Linked DNA regions of Homo sapiens: region 2 is linked to region 1. A link is an interaction called in ENCODE POLR2A ChIA-PET data of the cell type or tissue named here. Cell type or tissue: PC-3. All regions are shown on one strand.

Region 1 (4,000 bases):
TCATTCTGCCTGTTCTGTGCCAGGCTAGAATGCATTTCCGAATTTTATCTTCAGTGCTCATGGCCACCTTCTTCTCCCTGCTCCCAGGTTCTCAAGTCTTGTTCACTCCCGCCAGCAACTGGCTGGTTCCTTGGCTTCCTGCGAGCCTGCTTGGCCTGATGGTTATTGCTGCTGCACTTCTGGTTTATGTGAGATCCTGGAGAAAAGCTGGTCAGTAACTCCTCTTGGCTTTCTTAGCTGCTGAATCCCTGTGCCAGGCCCTGCCCAGACTTTGGAAAGCCAGAGTCTGACAGGACCAGCCACTCTCTTCTCCTGGGTGTGGAGTGGCAGGGGGGACTTCTCTTCCTGTGTCACACAAAGGGGCACATGGAAGGACAGTTAATGCTTCCAAAACATATACACACATGCACTTGCTCACATGCTCACAGTCATCCAGAGATGCACACAAACACACAACCGCACACTCAGGCATGATTAGAACATAAACCAAGGAATTATTACAAGCCAAACGTGAGGTATGTCAGTATCCTTTACATTTGGAAGACAATCTGTGGCTAGGAATATGAGCAAAAAAAAAAAGGCCTCCACCTCTCTCTCTCATTGAGCTCAGCAGAGCTCTGATCTGCTTAGCAGAGGAGAAAGAAGACAGAACTACAGTGTGTATGCATAGGCTCACTCACACACACTCATCTTGTACAGTACTTTACTGTAGCAGAGTGTGCAAAGGATATTAACTATCAGAAAGGAAATATGATAGACAAGACTGAGCAATGGCCTGTTCCCAACACTACCATTAGTTCCATAGCCTTGAGCCAGTTCACTGTAAGACTCACTAAATCAGCTTCCTTTCCAGGGATGCTGTAAGGGTTTAAGTTAATGAGATAACATTTATCTAATACCTCATGTATTAGACTGGCACATAGTGGGTGCTCAGTAAATTCTCATTCTAATCTGAGAAGATCACCCCAGCAGGTTCCCAGGCTGCCCTTTCTCCTCTGTGCATTCTCTAATGCTTCTAATCAAAATCACTGAAAATAAAAAGGTTGGTTAAAATTCTGATGTAGAGGAAAACAATCAGATAAACGACATTTCAAGTTATCTATTTATTTTGATATTCCAGACTTTCTTCTTCCTGTCACAGTCGTGATAATTAAGAATGAATGTTGGCTCTCAAAGCAATTAGTTTGGGGGGCCACGCATTTATTCCAACTCTAACCTTTGCTCGCCTCAGGCCACACACATATAAGGAATGGCTACCAGTGCCAAAGCTATGATTCCTAGTGCTTCAAATCCACCTACAGAGGTTCAAATCAACCCCACTTCCTCCTCTGCAGGGGCAATGTTATTTTCTGCTTGTCTAGGACAAAAGTGATTGTTCTCATAGACCTCCAAAGCTAGATGTACTTATTTAAGTTTGCAGCTCCCTCTGTTGAGAAATTTGGGATGAGTTTTCTAGGAGCTGGACCAGCCTGATAATTAAGGAAGACCACCCAGTCATATGTTCAAAGCATTCCTTCCTGCATCCACCAGGGTACCTGAAAAGGTCTCTTCCCACCCCTAGTCCCAACACTCTGCCTCACCAGGTGCCTAGTTAAGGCTTGGACCAGACTTCAACTTCCTCTCCCCTTTTGAATATGTAGTCTTTGTCCATACAACTTCCCATCCCCACCCTTCTCACTAGTCTTGAGTCTGGATTCAATACAGGCTAGACTTGCTTTAAGGTATTCTTTCATAGTGGGGGAAAAGGAGAGGATGCCCAGAGCTATTGGGGAGGCAGCCGGAGTAGGGAACCACAAACCAAAGATCTGTGAGTTATGCTGTCATTGTGTCTAATAAATCCTCCTCCAAAGGGCCCAGCCTGGCCTCGGTAATACAGGTGTTTCTGTTTCTGTCCACTCACCTCTGAGTCAAAGCATTAAATGCAGAGCAATGGCAGAGTAATGTAGCACAACTGCCTCCCTCCCCAGCCCCAGACGAGATGGTGAAAGAGTGGTCACTAGTGAAAGATCCTCAAGAACAAGATACCTTTCACAGGGAACAAAAGAGCATCCTCTTGATGTAGAGATTATAAACCATCACCACCACACCCACTGCCAACCTTGGAGCAGGTGGGCTTCATTTTACTAAGGAACCTGTCTCTCATGCAAACAGGACTGCTGGTGGTGATCTTAATATCTCAGAATCTCAGGCGCACAAAATATTCTTTAGAATATTGCTCAGAAAGTCACTTTCAGGACCAATTCCTTAGCTACGCAGGAAAAACAGCCAGATCAATAGCCTTGTTCTCCACACCCAGCTCTGGGAGACTCACAACCATTTCCAAATAGCATAGCTGTTCTTCAGCAAACAGAAATATGCCACCGCCAAAGACAGTCTACAGATGTCATGTCCAAAGTCAATTTTTAGAACATTTGACCAATGATGGTGTTACTGGAACAAGGATATGGTCATGCAAGGGGTCCACTTCAAAGTAGCACTCACCTGCATGTACAGGTTCTGCTGTGCTTGTTTAAAAGTGTTCCTTTTACTACCAGTTGTCACACATCCCGTAAAACAAAGTTCTGTCAAACTCATGGAACTCTTCATTGAATGGAGACTTAGAAACTGAGGCTCATTTCTCAGCCCTGACGAATGAGCGTTGGAGAATGCTTAATCACTGGGGATCTGTCTAAGTCTCCATAAATCCCCTCTTGATTTTACAGAAGGAGCCATTTCCACATATCCTACCCAGTGATTCTGATGCTTTCTAGCTCTTAGAGTAATGAGTATTTCTTGGGCACCAGGCATGAACCAAGTGTTCTAAAATCTACATGTGACTCAATTCCTATCCCAAGAGTTACCTTTAAAGTTCTGGAAGCACCTGCTGTTCCAGAGGCAGCATGCTAGTAGAGAAAAGGCATGCAAACCTGGATTAAGATTCTGTCTCCACTACTTACTGTGACCTTATAGAAGTCGCCTCTCCCAGCTCCAGTCACCTCATCTATGAAATGGAGATAAAAGTATCAACCTTTGCAAGATGGTTGTGAAAACCATTAGACGCCAAAGAATTAGGAAGAGAGGTGTTTTTGAAATCCAACTATGTGCTGGTCACTGGTTAGGTGCTTTACTAGGAAGATTATATTTTATTTGGATTGCCTGGCCCAGTGTCTGGCATATAGTGTATGGTCAAAGTTATTAGCTTTTTTCCTTCTGAAAAGCAGCTTGACTGGTAAGCCTAGGCCCTCTTCATGCAAAAATGTGATCCATTCTTGCTGACCTTACTTCCTCCTAGTTTGTGATTCCCATGGAGCCATCTAGGGTATTTTTCAAAGGAAACATCCCATAAAAATCAACCATGTCCAGACCTGTGAACTAGCCCTCCTAACCAAACCAGCCTCAAACCTCCAGCGGCCTCCTTGTCATTCTTGCTCACAGCTTTCCTGTCCCCTGTCCCACCTGCCCTCTAAGGGACACCCAGTGAATCATGCCCTTGTATCTCCTAGGGCCCCTTCCATCCCAGATACCACCCACAGCTCCAGGTGGAGAGCAGTGCCCACTATATGCCAACGGTAAGGACTTCCAGCAGGATGGTGGTGTGCCCATGTGGGCCAAAAAGAGCTTCTTAAGGGAAGTAAGAAGGGAGCTCTCCAGAGCCCTGTATCTCAGGAATTGGAGTGATCTGGGGAAGGAAAACAAACAGCTTCTAGAAAGGGCATGAAGAGGGAGTGCTGTGGAGCTGGTGGTGGGAGAAGGGGGTGGGAAGGGAGCCAGGGCTGCAGGAGACGGGGCAGGGAAGGTTTGGACCAAGGGTTGGCAAACTTGTGGCCCATGGGCCAAACCCAGCACACTGCCTGTTTTTGTAGATAAAGTTTTACTGTAACACACACATGCTCATTGGTTTATTTTGTTTGAGAGCTTTCATATTACAGAGTTAACATTTGTGACAGAGATTATACAGCTCACAAAGCCAAAAATATGTACACCTTTTTTACAGAAAAATTTTGTCAACCTCTGGTTTAAA
Region 2 (4,000 bases), 280 kb before region 1:
TATATTTGTTGAAGTAACAAACTAAATAATTAAAGAATCAGAAACTATACAATTCTACACAAAGTTCATAAAATACTGGAATATGTGAATCTTTTAATTCAGAAGCAAAGATTATATAAGCTCAGTTCCAACTGACAATATCACTGAACCACAACACAAGATACAGTTAAGTGCCCATGGTAAACGTTTTTAAAAAATACATTCATGATCATCAATATATTTTATTTACAGGGTCAGGGAAGGAATTAGAACGTTTTAGAAAAAGTTCATCAATTCTGAGTGAAATGAAGTTTTAGGATCTCAGAAATAAAGTTTATTCTTTGTACTTTATTCTCTGATAAGAATTAATACAGTGTGTGTGTGTGCGTGCGTGCATGCACACGCAGGCACATGCACACGTGTGTTTGAATGAATGGATGAGGTAATAAAAATGGACAAAGAATAAAAAGCATGGAATTCACAATTACTAGATTTGTAGTTAAGGCTCACTTCTATTTTAGTCCTACTGCTAGTTCTAACAATGAATATGACCTTGGAAAAGTAATTTAAACTACCATTTGCAATGGATATATCCGAAAACTGTGGGACTAGTACCTTACAGGAGTGTTATAAGAATCAAACGGGATGATGAACACAAAAGACCTTTGTAAACTCTAAAGAGCTATATAAACATTAAAGATCGTTATTAAATGAAATAATGCAAATAAAGCATTTTATCGCAATGCCCATTATACCTAAAGCTTTTAAATGTTAGCACCCTCCCACAAAAATATACATGTGCATGCATGTATACATATACACACACACCACACACACTCACACTTGTGTTCACACCTTAGCGGCACAACAAAACTAACTTAGGTTCTTGTACCCTTTAAATATGTCATTTTCAAAGTTAAGCTCTCTGTGACACATACTACCTGCTTATCCTTGGCTTAAGTTTATCTCTCCTGCCCACTTCCATGCTTTCTCCTCTCCCAGAAACATTTGCACCCATCAATAAAATGTTTTATTCCACTCATTGTTGGGAGTGATGGAGCCATCGTCTCCTCTAATCCATTATAGGTTACAACTGATGAATGTAAAAGGATATCAGGTAAAACTAGTTTTTCTCTAAAGAAGTTACAAAATCAACACTGTAAAAATCATTTACAGAAGTTATAAGATCCATAATAGTCTTTTCATAATTTTCCTAAAGATAAATGTTTAAATGTCTTAACTCTTGATTTTATATGTCAAGCTATCAAGCAATTATTTTAAAGATTATCAAAATAACGGTCCTGCTTATAGCTAAAACATATTAATCCAGTGTGCAATTTTAAGTGACTAACTAATGTAAATATATGATAAATAGTCAGCTGAGTCTATTAGGCAATCCTGCAATGAAGGCAAATAACTTCAAGTATGCACTCAGGATTGTCACCTGTACTCTGTTATTTTCTCTGTTACTTGATTTTAGGTAAAAGGAGTCTATCAGACAAACAGAAAGAATATAACAAGATGTATCTATCAAAAAATACACCTGAGGAAACCCTTGGACAAGACTTTATACTCAATAGATGTTCACACATTCATTTATGCAAAGGTATATTAAGCACTTACTTTTTGCCAGACTAGTATTCAACAGGGCAATGGGCATACAGGTGAATAAAACACCCGCCCAACTAACACTTCTGCCTTTTTCAGGTTAGTGTGTCTCTGTCAGACTCTTCTCTTTCCCTTATCATCTTCCCTCATCCTTTGCAGACACCAGATGACCCAATGCCACAAAAAGTTAATTAAATATCACCTCTCTATGAATGTTTTCTGACCTTCTAAATAGATTCCTTTTCTGAACAATGCCTCTGACCCAAACAACAATCCTGTGCATGTGCCTTTAGCAAGTTTTTGTACTTCTTGTTATTTTGTCTGCTTTCCCCCTGGACTGTGAATTACATGAAACAGAATATCTGCATTAGTCGTTATTGTAACCCCAGAGATAGTTAATTGCTTGACACATAGTGCTTGAAAAAGGTAAATAGATTTAATAAATATCTGATATTATGACTATGTTTCTGGTGAATAAAAGAGCTTAACAAAAAACATATTAAAATAATAAAAGTATTTGAAATGTACAAAGGAAGAAAAATAAAGGAGTATGGATAGAGTGAGACATTGGGGAATAATCATGCACTCAGGATGAGTGCAACAAATAAAGACAACAAAAACAATTGTGGTGGGGTCGGGGGAGGGGGGAGGGATAGCATTGGGAGATATACCTAATGCTAGATGACACGTTAGTGGGTGCAGCGCACCAGCATGGCACATGTATACATATGTAACTAACCTGCACAATGTGCACATGTACCCTAAAACTTAGAGTATAATAAAAAAAAAAAATTAAAAAAAAAAAAAAAGATTCACTATTAAAAAAAAAAAAAAATTGAGATAGTGAAAATAATGCCACATTTACTATCAATATAAGCATTTTGCATAGACAATAGGAAGCAGCAACAAAATGACTCACTCTTCCTAATTCATCCTCCAGGAGGGACCTGTGACCACATAAACCTACTCACTCTTATGCTATTGCACTTTGCCTGTAGATGCTGCTTTCTCTAGTGAGTCTAAATCCATGCAAAGTATGTAAAACAACAAACACTAGTGGGGTATTCACTCATCTACAAAGTGTTGGAGGAGCAGGAATAGTATTGAAATACTTAAGGAATACAGGAGGGAATACAGGAAGGGATGGAAGAAGACAGAAAAACTTTCAATAAGACCACACTTGGCCTTTGATATTCCCCCATAACCCATTATTCCTCAACCTCCAAGCTGAGAACCACCCATACCTTCCATATTCTCTAACTAGTGTAAGAACAGCAATGCCTATATAGGCAAAACTGGACCAGGTCAAAGGATCCTTATTTAAGAGGGTGTAAGGATATTGTGGATGTCAATAGTCTCTGAAGGAAGAAAGTTGGATCTGGTCTCATATTTCTGTTTGGATTTGAGGGAAGAAATACTTATGCCAGAATTAATTCTCTAAGAATATGATGAAAAGGTCACATTAATACCTATATTAGAAATGTAGTGAATAATTTCAAAAAAGTTCAAAAATCCTCTGACACCCGCCCAGGCACCCTCTAGAAAACTATGAACCTCAGGTTGAGACATCTTTTGGGAAGGATATCAGGCTGGTCAGTAGGGAGACCCTGCTATCAGCTGTGATGTTATCCAACTGGGACAGCCAGTTGGGGATCAAGGGGACTCTGTGCAGAGACCCTTCACCTCCAGTTTGTGACCTCCTCACAAAGGGATCTGTAGAAGACAGAGAAGATCACAGGTCACCTAAAAGACACTTAACCCTATTTCTGTGGTTAGGAACAGAAAAATAAAACTCGAGAGTAAGAGATAGGAACTGACTTGAGGATGGAACAACAGTAGATGTCATGAGTGTGTGAAAACAGATGTTTCCATACCTGTGTCTCTTAGAAAGTACCTTCCAGCTCTGTCTCAGAGTAGAGATAAACTCTGGTGGGAAGATTCATAAAACAAAATATTCCCACAATGTTTCCCATTGAGGGTATACAATAATGTAGCACAGTTATGCTTATTTTACAAATAAATATCTGGAGAAATATGAAGCTTGCACAGTTTGCTGAGAGAATGGAAGTTAATGGCATTTACCTTGGACCCTAGAATTAGTATAACCAATATCTAAGACAACAACTTCAATGTCACTGAAGCTACTACATATAAATTAAAAATCTAAAAAGCTACCATAAGTTGAAAAGAGACGAGTCTTCATGAAAAGTGCATCTGGATAAAAATGTAGTTTCAGAGAAAAGCCACCAGTATGTGTTCTTTCTGCTTATCCCCTAGGGAACAGCAGAGATTTCTGCCTTGGTTGCACAGAAGGAAGGAATACACATAGAAATGAACACTATTTGAGGAGCGAATACAGCTGGATAATAAAAGAAGAGACTTTTTTTTCAAAGCTGTTCATTTTTCAATCCGC

The links. Peaks named below come from ENCODE experiments on the same cell type or tissue, not always from the same donor. Only the 100,000 strongest peaks of a DNase experiment are listed, where the experiment ranks them.
Region 2: POLR2A ChIA-PET joins it to region 1 with 5 read pairs; 2 of 35 experiments call an interaction of 5 or more read pairs at or near these places.

Annotation. Positions count from the first base shown.
Region 1 is chr1:159,810,007-159,814,006 of GRCh38, forward strand. FCRL6 (Fc receptor like 6) reads left to right here. Exons shown (of 10, transcript NM_001004310.3): 6 at 88-210; 7 at 3,483-3,548. Among named protein-coding and RNA genes, the nearest start is that of FCRL6, 9.6 kb to the left of the region's middle. In PC-3, no CTCF peak of the experiment used is centred here; a DNase peak (open chromatin) is centred at 1,865.
Region 2 is chr1:159,530,586-159,534,585 of GRCh38, forward strand. No RefSeq gene overlaps it. Among named protein-coding and RNA genes, the nearest start is that of OR10J5, 3.4 kb to the right of the region's middle. In PC-3, no CTCF peak of the experiment used is centred here; no DNase peak of the experiment used is centred here; H3K27me3 peaks cover 2,538 bases.